Linked DNA regions of Homo sapiens: region 2 is linked to region 1. Evidence: read pairs that join two places in POLR2A ChIA-PET (ENCODE). Cell type or tissue: Caco-2. All regions are shown on one strand. Each heading gives the region's core, and the rest is flanking DNA. Links, peaks and the distances in the headings are about the cores only.

Evidence for each region. Peaks named below come from ENCODE experiments on the same cell type or tissue, not always from the same donor. Only the 100,000 strongest peaks of a DNase experiment are listed, where the experiment ranks them.
Region 2: POLR2A ChIA-PET joins it to region 1 with 9 read pairs; 2 of 35 experiments call an interaction of 5 or more read pairs at or near these places.

The regions. Positions count from the first base shown.
Region 1 is chr3:15,146,227-15,155,095 of GRCh38, reverse strand. No RefSeq gene overlaps it. Among named protein-coding and RNA genes, the nearest start is that of RBSN, 52 kb to the right of the region's middle. RefSeq lists a silencer at 1-8. In Caco-2, for the core only: no CTCF peak of the experiment used is centred there; a DNase peak (open chromatin) is centred at 3,735.
Region 2 is chr3:15,320,695-15,329,563 of GRCh38, reverse strand. The region is part of intron 2 of SH3BP5 (SH3 domain binding protein 5); the gene reads left to right. Among named protein-coding and RNA genes, the nearest start is that of SH3BP5, 7.5 kb to the left of the region's middle. RefSeq lists an enhancer at 1,304-1,493. In Caco-2, for the core only: no CTCF peak of the experiment used is centred there; a DNase peak (open chromatin) is centred at 4,123.

The DNA.
Region 1 (8,869 bases), core at 2,164-6,163:
TCCTCTTCAGTCGAGTCTATTCAACATATTTTGCTGGGGACAATGTTTTCCATTGGTTAATCATGTGCTAGAATATCTTTTTATGACACCTTACTCCCATCTTAATTCACTACATAGATCGCCACTGGAAGTTTAAATTCTTGCATGTTTTCTGGAGGGGATTTGAGAGTATGTAACAAGAGACTAAACTTGGCTTACATGCTATGCTAGATCAGAAATTCCATTTCAAAGAATTTAGTTTTAAGGAATAATTAAGAATATGTACACAACTTTTAACCACACAGTTCTCAAGCAGCTTGTTTACCATAGCAAAAAGCTGATTGGCATGTATGTGCCAAGAATTTACTGTTCAAACTATTAACAGTAATATTTGTTTTGAAATTCGACAAACAAGGTGATTTCTAGTTGAATTACCAAAATACCCTTGTTCATTTGTATTTTTGTTCTGTGGACAAATCCAGATGATCTCTTAATGCCTGCGTTGGTAGGATAGGCTAGATTATGCAGCAATAACAACCTCCAAACCTCAGTGACTTAAAGTAGCAAGAAGTGATTCATCTTTGCCTCCTGCTCACCATTCAAGAACCCAGGCTGAAGGAGGGTCTATCCCAACAGCTGTTTTTGTAATTGCTGTGGCAAGGGAAAGGAAATGGGGCAAATTGTGCACTACTCTTAAAATTTCTCCTGGGGATTAACACATGTCACTTCTGCTCACATTTAATTAGCTAGAGCAAGCCATATGGTCACTTCTAACTTTCATGAGATAGATAATACTTTACAGGTAAGGAATTGAGCCTCAATGAGTGTTTATAACCTGACTGAAGACATGCGATCCTATCATGTGCCCTTAAGAAGGGGAGCCAGAACATCTGTGAACAGCCACAGTGACTGCCACAATTCCTAAGTGTAAACCAAAAGTCAACTTCAGGGATAGGCTTAGAAGGATCTAATTTAATACAACGAGGGCTGAAAACCGTCTGTGAAATGACAAAATGGGGGCTATAAGAGAGCTATGAGAGTCCTTTGTGGTTCTGTTCAACTTTCAGCTGGTGGGATTGAAAGGTATCAGACAAATTCTTCAAGAAGGCATGCCACAAACTAGTTTTAATTGTAACAAAATGCAGTTTGAGACAAGACAGGTGAAGGCTATGGTAATGGTGGAATGATGGATGAATATGTGGGGCTGAGACAAAGACCATTCAAAAGACATGAAAGTAATCTCCCACCTGTTGAAATTGTGAAGGATTCTCTGGACTCCTAATCATTGGCCTGGAAGTTGTCCATAAATTAGAAGAGCTCCAGGAGCTGGAATTTGGCAGAGGGTTTGCATATAAGCAACCTCTGAGCATCAAACTGCGATCCCTCCCAAGCGTCTTACTGAAGCAACTTGTAAGTACTTTTTAAAAATGCCATCCTTTGCTGAGTTCTATTAATTATAATAATTTTAAAAACATTGAGAGAATTTTGTCTTCTTAGTGTGTAATGTGATATAGACTAACACAGATGAGAAAATCGTATGTGATATGGATCTGTTTTTCAGGATACAATTGTGGAAAGAACATGCTGCAATATATATGCAAAGTGTTTTGGAGAAGATGGGTACAGAGGTGATTATGGGAGTTCTGGGAGGAAGGTAAGAATTTGTCAGGTGTGGATAGGGGGAAGGAGAGAGACGATATTTCAGTACCCGCTACATACCAGACTGTGTTATGTATTTAACAGCATTTTCTAATTTTACCCCCCTAACAAACACTTTCTGTAGATGTTATTTTACATGTGTGAAATTGAGGCTCAGAGAGGTGACATCACTTTCCCAAAATTGCATCATTATGAAGATGCATTTGGGAGTTAAGCCCCTATGTCTCCCTAACTCTAAGTCCCACATGATTTCCACCATATTATGCTACCTTCTTGTGCTCATTTGACAAATAATGTCACAAATTCTGCCACTGCACAGAAGTTTTCACTTATCTACCGTATTTTCACTTGTCCAACATCTGCTTTCTTTATAGTAGTAAATGCCTCTCTCCCATCTAACATTCTTTTCTACAGCATCAAACTCTGAGAAAAGAGTTGCATCTCTGTTAATTCTAGGTTAACCAATAGGAAAATTACTACCTAACACTTCTAAGGGAGAGTATCTCATTAGAAATGGTCCTCAGATATTCAGGGCTGGCAAGGTTCCATTATCACAGGGATTGAAGCTTTATAATGAGGGTATAATCACAGACACACAGGTAAGGTTAAATTACACCCGCTGGCTTTGTGTCATCTTTTTACATGTTCTCTTTGGAAGATTTTCCATGAGGTTGTTGGAATGAGCTCTTCAGGGCTTTGCAGATCAATCTTTTAAATTTAGAATAGTATAAAGTTTATAATTACTGTTTGAAAAATAAATTGTAATCATGCCTTAGCATTAGACTTTTCCCTGTCATGTTGTTATTCATTAACAGATTGGAGAATCAGAAAATCAGGTTTAGGAGCTTCTTGATACGTTTCTTTGCAGCTTGTGCCGGTGCCTCTAAGGCCAAAGATGGGAGTATTTTAAATTTTTGACTTCTCTGCTGTTTCTGTTTGCAAGAATTCAGTAGATGGTCATAATGACTTTTATATCTTTGTTGATCACAAATAAAATATGCCTTCCAAGTCTTACTGACCAGCTTTTAGACTAAATAAACACATCTGACTATAACATGGCAAGCCAAACTTCCTTGAGAGGAAATGGTTTGTGTGTTTCGGTGTGTAAGAAGTAGTAAAAGGACAAAACAAAACTGGACAGTTGAGTCATACAGAAATAAACAACCATTTCTCATGAATAAGATAGGCAGGAAGAGCTTTGCTTACTGATGTTTTGTAAAACAAGGTTGAAAGCTTCTTTAAGAGTAACAGTTTTCCTTAAGCTTTTAACTAGAAACTAGTCTTGATTTGGATTTTTACAAGAGAATGACTTAAGAAGGTATTTTGGAAAATAAGAATAGTTTGATATACTATTAAGACAAACAGGTATGCATGTTTTCACTGTAACACTGGACAAGAATATTTGTTTCTGTACATCTCTGCACATTGTGCCTGATATTCAGTACATTCTCCATAAAATGACAACTCCGTGAGACAAGGGTATCTATTAGTAATAATTTTTATTTCATATAGATTTGAGAAATAAATAATTTAGAGGCCAAGTTATTTATTTTGATTTCTTGTCTTCTCAGGGAGAGAAGGGTTTTGATGGGTTACCCGGTCATCCTGGTGAGGAAGGCAGATATGTAAGTACTGAATGTTATTTCTTTACTTTAAAAGAACATGGCAAAATGGATCAAATGTTAGCAATATTTAATTGCACCTAAGTCATGAAAGTTTTTCTCATCTATGCCACTTAAAGTAGGTCAAAAATGTATATATAAAATAGACATTTATTATAATAAATGCCAGGCAGATCTGCTTTTTAAAGATACAGTTTCTGGAATGCATTAATGATTCATTATGGCTGTTTTATTTTTTAATCAGTGAATTTGAACTAACTGAAAATGTGGTCTGTGTCTAGTGTGCAGGGATGTCAAAGTAGTTGTTAATCATGAGCTAAATTGCAGACAATTTGTTACTATTACTAAGCTATCTATATTTGTAAATGGTTAACAAAATAACTGAAGAGAATCTAAGACTATTCTTACTACAGGTCATTCAGATGCTTCCCTATGTGGCTGAGAATGTGGGAGTTATAGTTAGCCACCAATGGCTTGCACATAACTCTGGACACACCCCTGGGGATATGCTGGGCAAACAGAAGTTATCTATTAGTCATGTCATTGTCTGTGGAGAAAATGTATATTATAGAGAGAATTGTGAGCTAGGGGACTGGGATGTGATAGGGACCATCTTTATTACATAATACAAATGCCAGAAGGATTTTTAAATCCCATGGTTTTTAGTTAATTTTAAATTATGGAAAACCACTTTGCCCCACTGGTGCCTATTTTAAGGTTGATTCATGTATATACCACTGGTTCTCAAACATTTTGGCCTAAGGATAACATTATATTCTTCCCCCCACCCCAACTTTATTGGGGTATAATTGACAAATAGAATTGTATAATTTGAGATGTACAATATAATGAGTTGATATATATGTATACATTGTGAAATGATACTAGAATCAAGTCAGTTAATATGTCCATCACCTCATATAGTTACCATTTTTTTGTATGTGGCGAGAACATTTAACATCTACTCTTTTAGCAAATTTCTAGTATATTATATAGTGCTATTAACTATAATTACCATCTTGTACATTAGAACTCCTGAACTTACTCACTTATAACTGAAAGATTGTACCTTTTAACCAAAATCTCTCAATTTCCTGCACCTCTCAACCTTTACACTCTTAAAAGATTATTGGGAACCTTGAAGAGCTTTTGTTTATGTGGTTTCCATGTATTATTATTTACCAAATTAGAAATTAGAACTAAGAATATTAAAAATTGTTTATCTTATTTCAAAATAACAACAATAAACTCACTAAAGTTAACATTCATGACATATTTCTTTATGAAAAATAACTGTATTTTCCCAAACAAAAAATATTAGTGAGAAAGTAGCATTGTTTAGCATATTTAGCTTACTGGAAGGCAGCTGGATTTCCAATCTGTCTCTGTATTCAGTCTGTGGTGATGTCACTTGCCATGTGGCTTCTTGATAACTTTACCACAACTTGGGAGAGAATAAGAATGAAAAAAAAAAAAAAAGACATTTTGGTGTAATTGGAAAAATAACTTTAACTTTGTGACCCTCCCAAAAGGATCTTGGAAACACGAGGGGCCCTTTGACCATGCTTTCTGAACCATTGGTATCTATGTTGTCATTGCTCCACTTAGAGTGGCACATTGTTTTATTATTCTGAACATTTAGGGTGTTGGAAAATAAGCAGAAATCAGAGGAAAATGTAGCTGCTGAGACCCATGTAAGCTCATCTATTTCTTGTTTTTTTGTTTTTTGTTTTGAGATGGAGTCACATTTCTTTACGTTTACAAGATAATTGCTCAACTTTTCTATTTATTTTTCCTCAGTAAGCACAGTCTTAGGTGTTAGAAATTCATTCAGGAACATGATTGATGGATTTTTGCTATTTTATTTAGAAATAATGAAAATATTCCTTCCCATTTTTATTATGTTTTAAAATGTCCTTTAAGTGTTATTTTATTTTTTCTGCCTGGTCTGTGGTTCAATGAGCCCAGTCAATGTTAGGAGAATGACATAAGGTCTATCCCACCCATTAGGACCATTGACTCCAATTTCAGACAAACAGGATAAAGCAAATTCTTGTCTGTCTGGAGTGAAAGATGGTTTTGTCCCCCTTCTTTACTGTGCCAACATTATAAAACCAAGATATTTTGTAAAGACCCTTTAGTACAGGGCTAGAAATATAGTGCAAGTGACATTTATAATTTTAAATTTTATAGCAGCTATCTTAAAGAAAGTAAAAAGAAACAGGTGAAGTTAATTTTAATAATATATTTTATTTATCTCAATATATCTAAAATATTATCATTTCATTAGTAATTAATATAAAAATTAATAAGACATCTTACTCTTTCTATACACTATCTTCTAAATGTTACTTTACACTGAAGGCACATCTCAGTTTGGACCAGACACATTTCAAGTGCTCAATAGCCCCTGTATTTGACAGAACAACTCTAGTAGGTCTTAGTTTCTTTTTAATGCATTTCTCACAAGAGAAGGCGACTTCACAATGTGTTGTCCTCTGAATGGCTTTTAATGTTGTTGGCTTGAAAAGCTGGTCAGATTGGTCTACTCAACAGCAGAGACATCTCTGTGCAGATGTAGACCAGTTTCAGAATGGGGCCCATAAATTTGGAAGTTCAAGTTGAAAGTGTACAAGAACAAATAACTAAATCATTGTTCCAGTTACCCATAACTTACAGTCCCACTGTCCCCCACAGCTCTCACAACTTAGTTGTGTAAAATAATCATTTTATTATGTTCACAGACTCCGTGGGTAGGGACACTGAAAAAGAAGCAAAAGAGGGGCCTCTTTCTTCCATGCCTGGGGTCTCAGCTGGGTTGACTAGTCTCAGACTAGACCGTCTGGGCTCTAGAAGCAGGAGTTGGAGGACCCACTGCCCCTTCTCACATGTCTGCTGCTCTGGCGTCTTAGCTGGAACTGCACAAGGACAGGTGGAGCTGGAACCGACAGGAAGTACTCCAGCAGGGAGGGTCTGTCCTGAGAGTGAGTGCTCCAAGAGGCCAAGGCTGAAGCTGCAAGGCTCATGACCCAGCCTCAGAAGTCAGGCTGTAACATGGCTTTCTCATGCTGTTGGTTGCAAGCCAGTCACTAAGTCCAGACCAGATTCAAGAGGAGGAGACTTTGACTCCTCCCCAGCATGGAGGAGGGGCATGGTCACAGAGCATGTGGAATGGGAGATATTGTTTTCTGGCTTTGGAAAATGCAATCTGTCAGACTCCCAAATTCTAGATATTTAAAAAATATATATGTTATGAATGTGTGGTTAAATAATAACTTACGCATTGGTTACACAGCAAAACCTTACTTATGGAACAAAGTCAGATTTTCTAAGGTCACAAAAAATATTTACATAACTTTATAGTAACAAAAACATCTAACATTTGTTGACAGTTTTATATATGCCAGACACAGGGCTAAACATTCTTAGTTTCCTCTCTCTCTCTATATATATATATGTAATAACATATATAAATATAATAATAACATATATACATATTATTATTATGTGTATATATGTATATATGTTATTATTATTATTCCCATTTGTCATAAAATAGCCAAGCATTTGAAAACCTTTTAGTGGTGTTAGTCTTTCCATTAAATCATAGCTATTATTTATAGCTTTAAGCAAATACTGTGAGTAGATGAGAGACCAATTTTTAAACATTATAGAGCTTAATATTTGAATTAGAAATACTGTTTTCCACAGCAGCTACACCATTTTACATTCCCACCAACAGTGGACAAAGGTTCCAATTTCTCCACATCCTTGCCAACACTTGCTATTTTCCTTTTTTTTTTTTTTAAATAGTAGTCATGCCGAGTGGGTTTATTTTTAGTTTTGTTAAAAAATAAAATTTTCCTTGATGTCTCTGCTTTTATCAAGAACATTTGTTTTGTATATATCAACTATTTTCTAATAAACACAACAACCAATTATTCACAACTGATAGCACTATATATTGCAATATAGTACAGTAGATATTTTAGGATCGCATTTTCCAGATGAAGCTTAAACACCACACATTGAAGCTAAAAATACAAATAGACTAGGAAGAACGGAGGAAAACAGACATTTATTTAGCATCTACTGTGTGTGAAGCCCTGCATTAGGCATTTTGTATGTATTATCACATTTAATCTTCATCACAACCCTGCTAGTATGTGTTAATACTTTCGTTCTATAGATGCAAAAGTAGAAACTCAGAGAGAGTAAGTGACTTGTTAAGGTTGGAGAGGGTTGGAGATGTGTCCAAAACTGTCTATCTGATGCCAGAACCTATGCTTTTCTTGTTATCTATTGCTAAGTATAAAACACCTCATTTGTTCAATCCATATACTTTGTGAATTATTTCCAATACAGCATCTTATACATTCAATACAACAATCCTATGAGATGACTAGAGTCAGTATTATCTAGATTCACATTTATAAATGGTGAAAATTGTGATTCATGGCATCTTGTGATCTTGTGCTTTTGTCTTAGCTCACACAACAGGCTGGAAGCAGAACTAGGACTCAAATACACGCCCTTTCATTCTAGATCCATAGTTCTTCTCATTTTCTCATGTCTTTTTACTGTCCTGAATAGCATATGTAGTTATCAACCTAATTAAGTCAAAGTTAGATGTTACAAATGTAGATTGTCTTTTGATTAAAGCTCATGTGACGTGCAGTACTTTCCAATTAATATTTAATCAACTTGGCAAAAGGCATGATATCTACCATTCCCTTCCTAATCTAACACCTAGATGAAAAGGTTATATTTATTAATATAATTCAGTAAGTCATTCTTCAAATCCTGGTTGGATGTCTATTGTATGATATCAGATGCTGTGTTTGGGGCTAGAAATGCAGCAATAAAGAAATGAGACATTGTCTTTGTCTCCATGAACCTCACAATATAGCAGGAGATTCTGATGTGTAAAACCACATTTCACTATGATATGTGCTGATTTGTATCCTCCAAATACTACAAGGAGACTGAAGGGACAGTTGGGTGGGGTCAACAGAAAAAGCTTCTCAGGAGAGGAGGTGACACAGGACTTATACCTTAGGAATGGGTAAGAATTCACCTGGAAGAGAAAGGGTCAAATAATGGTTTATTCCTTGAGGGACCACAACGAAACCTCCATCCAATTTCAGCTGACTGAAGAAAATGTTCAGACAGACCTTCTGTTTTACTTGAATTCTGAAGTTTTGCCCATAAGGCTTAACTGAATTGATTAAAAAATGCAGATAGTTTGGGTTTGTGTGGTTTGGAGTCATCTCTATGAGCAGTTGATGGATTAACAATCTGAGTGCCTTGCAGGTGACCTGAGCAGGATTTTGAGGTTGTAAAAGCAACGGTAAGGACCAAGTCATATTTTGGTCATTTTGAAGGTCCTTATTGCTGGCTTGAATTGGCTGTAGCTTTGCCCCAGCCACTTTGCCCCAACCACTTTGACCCAACCTGGAGCTCAAAAAACATGTGTTGTATGAAATCAAGGTTTAAGGGATGTAGGGCTGTGCAGGACGTGCCTTGTTAACAAAATGTTTGCAAGCAATATACTTGGTAAAAGTCATCCCCATTCTCTAGTCTCAATAAACCAGGGGCACAATGCACTG
Region 2 (8,869 bases), core at 2,235-6,234, 170 kb before region 1:
CGTAGGCCCTGGAGTTACCAAATCTGGATGCAGCAATGTGGATGAAAAAGCCTGTTGCTCTGAGTTGCGTGAAGGGTTATCGCTAACCACCTCCATTTCCATCGTAGGTATACAAGAGCATGGGCTGTCCTTCTCCCCAAGTAAAGTAAAATCTGTGTTTGTTTACATTTCTTTCACTTATGAATTGAGTCTGTCTGTGATGTGGGGTAACTGAAACCTCTCAGGATCTCAGATTTCTAATGCATTAAACAACAAAACTCTTACCATTCCTATAGGGCTTTAGCATTTCCAGAGTGTTTTTTACACGTTTTAGCTCATTCCATCCTGTCACACCAGCCTAGAGCTATGCTGTCCCATATGGTAGCCATGTGCAACGTATGGCTATTTGAATTTAATTAAAATTTTTTTTTTTTTGAGACAGAGTCTTACTCTGTCGCCCAGGCTGGGGTGCAGTGGTGTGATGTCTGCTCACTGCAACTTCCACCTCCTGGGCTCAAGTGATTCTCATTCCTCAGCTTCCTGAGTAGCTGGGATTACAGGTGTGCACCACCATGCCTGGCTAATGAGTTTAATTAAAATTAAGTAAGACTAAAAATTCCATTTCTCAGTCACAATAGCCACGTTTCAAGAGCCCAGTTGCCACTATATTAAACAGTCCAGTTGCCACTGTATTAAACTGCTGTCATCATAGAATGTTCTGGCCTGGAGAGCTAGGAGGGTAGGGACTATTTACTTTCCAGATCAGGACTCAGAGGCTCAGCATCTTCTGGTACTATGACGCCTCAGAGGCAGGGCTCCCATCTTATACTCCCAGGCATTTTCCAGATCTCCTCCAGTTCCTGCATTCTATTATCCCAGTGCAGTGGTGCAATCACAGCTCACTGCAACCTCAAACTCCTGGGTTCAGGCAACCCTCCTGCATCATCCTCCCCAGTAGCTGAGACTACAGGTGCATGCCACCATACCTGGCTAATTTTTCATATCTTTAAGCTTTTTTGTAAAGATGGGATCTAGCTCTGTTGACCAGGCTGGTCTTGAACTCCAGGCCTCAAAGTGATCCTCCCACCTTGGCCTCCCAAAGTGCTGGGATCACAGGCATGAGTTGCCATACCCATCCTGGAAATAGTCTTTTTTTTTTTTTTTTAAAAGCATTGATTGATTCTAGTTGCTCGCCTACTATGTGCCGGCCACTGTTCTGGGTAATGAACAAGATGGCCCACATCTCAGCCCCAAGTGTGCTTACTTTCTTGGGGTGAAATTGGTTAATCTGTTAAACTCTTTTTAGCCCTTACTTCTGAATCCCATTTCTGAATACACTTAGGTATTTGTGTGTCACAGGAAGCCACCAGACAGGTGTTTCCTGCCTGGCTCTGGAGAGCATTTGGAACCGTGTGAGAGGCGAACTGGAGGGTGTGAGGGGGGTGGCCAGGGCTGGGCTGGGTTGCTGGCTGGCCTTTTCACGGTATTATAACCAAGACTGACTCATAGAAATATAATACAGGCTACATAAGCAATTAAAAACTCCCTAGTAGACGCATTAAAAACGAAAAAGAAACAGCTGAAATGAATTTAAATATTTTGTTTAACCCGGAATATCCAAGACAGTACAATTTCAACGTGGACTTGCTATTAAAAAATTACTGATATTTTACATATATTTTTGTACTAAGTCTTTAAGATCTTTGGCATATTTTACACTTAGGGCACATTTCAGTTGAGACTAGACACGTTTCAAGTGTTAGCTACATTTGGCACTGGGAGGCATAGGTTTAATAGGTGTTTTCTGTCACAAAGGAGCCAGGTGGGATTTCACCCTTCATGCTGGGCACCAACTGCTTGTCAGACACTGTTGGCCACTGCATTTATGTGGGTGAACAAGACAAAGACCTTGCCCTCCAGGAGTTTACGTTTTTGGTTGGGGTGAGTAGCAGAGCGGGGGTAATAATTACTGGTGGTAATAGCTACAGTAAGAAGTGTGACAGAGACACTGGAGGGGCGCTGCTGGAGGACACCTGAGCAGATGCCTGCAGGGGAGCCTCTGTTTGCAGAAGAACAGGTGGAGTGAGCCACTGGGGTGGTCAAGGGGAGTATGCCCAAGGATGGGGGCAGGAAAATGAGCCATTTTAATATACAGTCAAGTGTTTTGTTTTGTTTTTTTTTTCCTGAGACGGAGTCTCACGCTGTCGCCCAGGCTGGAGTGCAATGGCGTGATCTCGGCTCACTGCAACCTCTGCCTCCCGGGTTCAAGCCAGTCTCCTGCCTCAGCCTCCCGAGTAGCTGGGATTACAGGCGTGCGCCACCATGCCTGGCTAATTTTTGTATTTTTAGTAGAGATGGGGTTTCACCATGTTGGCCAGGCTGGTCTCGAACTGGCTGGTCTTGAACTCCGGATCTCGTGTCGTCGCTACCCCCCTCCCCACCGCCACTGCTGTCTCAGCCTCCCAAAGTGCTGGGATTACAGGTGTGAGCCACCGTGCCCAGTCTTGTTTTTGTGGTACTTGTATTCCATAAAGTTGTGAACACTGAATTAGTGAATACGGAACCATTGTTGTAGGGAAAATGCAGGGCTTGGAGCAAGCCTGTGGTCACATTTTCATCAACTGATCAATATTAATCTTTTCAGTTTCCATTAAAAGACACTTTATTTACTATATACTATTGATTCATTAGCATTGAACTCAGGGCCACTCACCTAACATGTATTTGCTCTGTAAGCCACATCACAGCCTGCTCGTGCTCAGGAAAGCTCACTAGACAGCACTTCTGCACTTCCCTTATGGGCCATTTTAACAGCAAAATCACCAAAGAAAGCACAAAAGTGTGAAAGACATGGCACTAAGTAGACCATGAAAAGGACACTTGTTTACAGGATGGGCACTGAAAGCAGGAGGCAGAACGTCGCTCCTGTGTATGTCGGTGAATGAACCTGAAAGGGCTGCGTGTATTGATTTTGGGGTTACATATAAATTTTAGCGAGTAGACGAATTCACAAGTATGGAATTGGCAAATAATGAGATAGTCTACTTTCAGGGCCCCCAGGGGAAGGTATTCTGCTGTCCACATTTCCTTTCCCATTGCCTTTTGATTGCGATCTGGGGCGTTCGGCACCTCTCGTGATTTTTGTCTGATGAACCTGAATTGGTGACCAGGCTTCTGGTAGCTGCTAACGTGCTCTCACGCTGTGGTGCAGTTGTCTGTGGGTAGCTGGAGACTGAGGTGTTGCTCCTGAGGCCCACATTTAACATCCCATTTCTTGTCTTGGCCATTTAAATTCCAGATTGCAAAAGGGCCTCTGGATGCCAGCCATCTGCCGTGTCACTTGGATGTCTGTCTCTTCCTGCAACCTGGGTTTGCCTCTGACCTTATTTGAACAGTGCTGGGTCCCCTTTGCATGCTGATTTATATCAGCAAAAGCCAACCTTTTCAAGCTGTAAAAGGAGGAACCTTTTAACCAGAGAGCCCTTGGATATAAGCCTGATGTTTTAAGTTAGGAAAATAAGCATTTTCCCACAGATCCATTGATCAGTCAGCTTTATTTATTTATTGAGACAGGGTCTTGCTCTGTCACTCAGGCTGGAGTGCAGTGTCACAATCTCGGCTCACTGCAGCCTCAGCCTCCCGGGTTCAAGCGATTCTCCAGCTTCAGCCTCCCAAGTAGCCAGGACCAAAGGCTCACACCACCACGCTGGCTAATTTTTGTATTTTTAGGAAAGATGGGTTTTGCAATGTTGGCCAGGCCGGTTTCAAACTCTGGAGCTGAGAGCGATCTGCCTCCCTTGGCCTCACAAAATGCTGGGATTACAGGTGTGAGCCACTGCGCCTGACCAGCTTTTTAATTCACTAAGTATTTATTGAGCACCTACTACGTGATGGGGGCAATTTTCGGTGATGGGGACAGAGCAGTGAAGAGAATGGACAGAAGTCCCTGCTTTTCTGAGGCTTACATTGCAGAGGGGGTGGAAAACGCAATAAAAAGTTAAAATACACATGGTAGGTTATCTGATGTATACAAAGGAGGCAAAGAGCTGGAAGGGGACTCAGCTGGTGGGTGTTTGGAGGCAAGGGGAGGGAGAGGAATGCAGTATTGTCTGGAGAGAGTGAGCAAGCCTCAGGCCATGTGGGGGAAGAACATTCCAGCTGGAGGGCGCATCAGGGCTAAGCCTGGCTTAGCTGAGGGCCAGCAAGGGGGCCTTGTGCCAGGCATGGGCGAGTAATGGATGGAAGAGGAGGCAGTGAGTCAGAGATAAATGGGTCATTCAGGTGTGCGACAGCCCTGCTAGGTGAGATAGTAAAACTCAATATGCTGATGTAATTTTTAAATGCCTATTTTATAGGTCTGTCTCTTTTCAAATGTTTGTTAAAACAGAAGCCACACTGAGAATTTCTAAGTCTAATCAGAATAAAGATTTGTAATATTTTATGCCCATGTTTATGTGGTTTTAAGCACAATTTGTAATGTTTTCATCATTTCCCGTGCTTGCTCTGAAAGTGGGCTGTTCCAGGGCTGTGAAGGGGTCCGTCCTTTTCCTCATTGCTCAGGTCAGGTGGGAATAGTTTCTGCTTATACTTGCAGGGTGGTTTGAAAAATCTTTGTTTCTGAGTATCTGTGTTCCTCAAACATGCTTAAGCCAGCACTCATTATCTCTGCCTTTCCTCCCTCTGAAAACCAGCAAATGTTTTCTCTTAAAACTTTTTTTTTTTTTTTTTGGACCCAAGGAGCAATGGTACAAACAAAAACTCTGTTTTGAGCTTAGAAACTTGGAGGTGAGAGTAAACTGGAAGCTGCCCGGCCCCTCCCTCATGAATTATTAGCACAAATCAGGAGAAAAATTCCTCTATCAAAGGACAGTGATACGTCCCAGCACTTTCTCCATTAAAACGTGTGGGTGGAATGCACTAGGGACTAGGTCCTGTAAGACTCAGTTGTGCTTCGAAGAAACTGCTAGGGAATGTTTGAAGCATAGATAGACCGGGGGAGGGAGGAGTAACTGTTTCTTGAAGCTGCACCAGATTCCAGGCCTGGTGGCAGGCTGCCCGGTCTAAGCTGGCAGAGCCCCTACACCCCTGACCTTCTTGTACACAGGTGAGATCTGGTTGAAGTAAACATTGGCCTGGAGGCCTTCCTGCAGCAAATCCTGTGTGGGGCACTGGGGACCAGGGTGGTCAACAAATAATCAGGCACGTCCCTGCCTCATGGAGCTTGCCGTCTCCTGGATTCAAGCAAGCAATTGTAGTGGGGTGAGGGGGATTCTAGGAGAGTCACTCAGGGCCCTTTGAGAGGCCAAAGCTTTGTTGAAATAGGGGGCATCAGAGTTGAGGCCTGCAGACCCCAGATAGTCTGAAGAGATAACATCAGCCTTAAAGTGGAGGAGGAAGAGAGCTGACGGTACAGACATTGTCTGCAGGTTGAGGAAGGTTGGGGTGGGGAGAGGTGGAGTGTTAACAGGACCTTTGGTGATTGGTTGATTATAAAGAAAAAACACATGTGTGGTCTTTGCGTCTCTTCAGGGTAGCCTGAGCCAGGGCTGCTGCACTGCCCCCATAGCTCTGACTTGAAGTTTGGCCATCAGAATGGTGGTACTGAAGGCCTTGGGCTTCAGTGGTCCCCCCATACTGCTTATTTCCCTTTGGGGAAGTAGGTGAGTGGAGAAACATTTGAAACTTGTAGAGTGACTTAGCTATAGGACAGCCGGCAAAGCTTGGCCTCTGGAGCCAGACCGCCTGGCATTGAATCCCAGCTCCCTCTTCATAGCTGTGGGACCTCTGGCAGATTATGTAATTTCTGTGCCTCAATTTCTTCTTCTTTAAAATGGGATTGTGTCTCAGTTTTTGCTGTGAAATAACCAAAACCCAAAGCCGTGGGGAAGGGCAGGTGGAGGGAAGACAGCTGTCTTGACATCAGGTGATACAGGCTGAAATCAGAGGTCTGCTGACTTCTAGGGATACTTGGCACATGGAAGCCTCAGTCTCTTTGTCTTTGAATCTGGGGGCTGCAATTCTTGCCTACATCCCTGGGTAGCCTGGAGGATGGTAAGGGATGCTGTGTGAGAGAGTGCTTTGAGAGCTGCCCAGCCTGAGTGGACAAGAGGGCCCCCTGTGTGCTTGGCTGGCAGGGAGGGCTGAGACCCGCTGGGCGCTGCAAACAGAGAAGGTTCCAATGAGATGTCCACTGGGGCCAAACTGGCCATGGGGCCTGGCAGTGGCTCTGTTGTTCTCTTCCCCCAGGTCCTGCCATGACCTTTCTTTGTCAGATTGGCACTGGGAAGGGGGTCAGAGGGAGGGCTCATACAGGCCAGGATTACAGCGGGATGGACTTTGTAGTCACTGGATCAGCAGGGCGTTGCGCTGTGGCCTGCCTGCTGTAATGTGAAAATTAGTTTCCCTGAGTGAGCCCTGCTTTATTTATTTATTTATTTATTTATTTATTTATTTATTTGAGACAGGGTCTCAAAAACCGGAGTGCAATGATGTGATCTCTGCCACTGCAACCACTGCCTCCCAGGTTCAAGCGATTTTCGTGCCTTAGCCTCCCGAGTAGCTGGGATTACAGGCATGTGCCACCACACCCGGCTAATTTTTGTGTTTTTGGTAGAGACCGGGTTTTGCCATGTTGGTCAGGCTGGTCAACTCCTGACCTCAAATGATTCGCCTACTGCAGCCTCCCAAAGTGCTAGTATTACAGGCGTGAGCTACTGCGCCCGGCCTCCCGCTTTGTTTTTGTTTTTTCCTGAGACAGTGTTGGTCTCTGTTGCCCAGGGTAGGGTGCAGTGGCACAATCATAGCTCCCTGGAGCCTCGAACTCCTGGGCTCAAGTGATCCTCCCACCTCAGTCTCCCAAGTAGCTGGGACTACAGGAGTGCGCCACCACGCCTGGCTAATTTTTGTTTTTGTAGAGATGGGGTCTCTCCTTGTTGCCCAGGCTGGTCTCAAACTCCTGGGCTCAAGCAGTCCTCCTGCCTCGGCTTCCCAAAGTGTTGGGATTACAGGCATGAGCCGCCACACCCGGCCTCCCAGGCTGTTCTTGGACAGACTGACCGTGAGGACAGTTGTGACACTGGTAAAACACAACCTTGTGTTCTCCTTTCCCTCCCCAGAACCTGTCCACTTAGGCACATGTTGGCTCATGAACATGTAAGATTCTGCCTTGCTTGGGGGCGTTAGCATTTTAAGAGTGGCCTTTCACTTTAAAAAAAGATGATGTGTGGATATGGACAAATGGCCATGGTCTACTTAGTGGGGGAAAAAAAACTATACATAAAATATATATAAAACTATATAGAGCATATCTAGAACCATATATATAGTAAAAGAATATATGCATATGAGAAGACAGGCCTAACATAGTTATTATTTTTTTTTTTGAGATGGAGTCTCACTGTGTTGCCCAGGCTGGACTGCAGTGGCATGATCTTGGCTCATTGCAACCTCCACCTCCCAGGTTCAAGCGATTCTCCTGCCTCAGCCTCCCAAGTAGCTGGATTACAGGAGCCCACCACCATGCCTGGCTAATTTTTGTATTTTAGTAGAGACGGGGTTTCACTATGTAGGTCAAGCTGATCTCGAACTCCCGACCTCAAATGATCCACCTGCCTTGGCCTCCCAAAGTACTGGGATTATAGGCATGAGCCACCGTGCCTGGCCCTAACATAGTTATTCTTGTGTGGGCCAAAGAATGTGAACTGCTTGTTACCAGTTATGGTGAAGTAAATACAGAAATTGAGAGTAAGACTTTAGATTTTTTTTTTTTTTTTGGCAATTTGATGTTGTGACATCCAGGTGGCATTTTACTTTCCTAGTTTGTTTTTATTCTACAGAAATATTGATTTACGGTGGATTGGATGGGAGAAGATCCATCACCACATTGTTTGAGAAGCCTGGCTCTAGAAAAATGTACCCTCAGATGTTACCAGTTGTTGCTAGCTGCTGAGGATGCTGGTGATTTTTAGTTTTCATTTCTTGGTGTTTTCTGAAATATTTACAATGACCATCTGTTATAATTTTCATGGGATGGGGGTGGGGAATGAAGTCTGTTGTAAAAAAAAAAAAAAGTCTTTATAAGCCAAATAAATGAATTTCTCTGGAAGGAATTTTAGGAACTATGAAGGCTGATGGGAAAAACCTTGGATTGGTTGTTCCTGCCTTAATTGTAGATAAAACCTGATGTTGTGGGTTTGCTTGATGAATTAGTGTATTGTTAAGCTACTCTAGTTGTAATTCATGGAAGGATGAAAAGTGCTATAAAGGCACTTTAGGATCTTCTACAGCCAAGAAACCGTCATATATATGCTTATTTAGAAAATACAATAAATCAAGATATAATGGAAAACATTCCAAATATTAAGAATATTTAGATATTTGAACTTAGTTACTCTGTGTATTTGACTGTTAGCATCATTTCTAAATCAATAAATGTGGGCACGTATAGGTTCTTGCACAACTTCATTCATGGTAACCACATTAGCAAAATGCTATTAGTGGCCAAAACATGTTCTGGCCATTGGCTAGAACATAGAAATAGCTGTCTAATATTGACATGGACTGTATTGCCTTAAAAAATCCTAGGCGTTTCTTCCTTTTAAGCTACAAATATCAACAAGATAATATACAAACTCTTCTGGCCCCTCAGCTGAAACCCATGGCAGGATCATAAGTGCTTGCTATTGCAGTACACGCCGACTTTCCTACAAATCATGTGACTGTATCCCCAGCTGTATTCAAGGTGCCTACCCTGTGACTCTGAGGTGTCATCTCAAAAGAAGACAGGCTATGGGGGTTGATGGATTCATTGCTATCCCTGTGGTTAATGAGAATCTTCAAATCCCCAGGTTGACAGAGATGTGGTCCCTGTGGACTGTAGCCTTTTAATTTT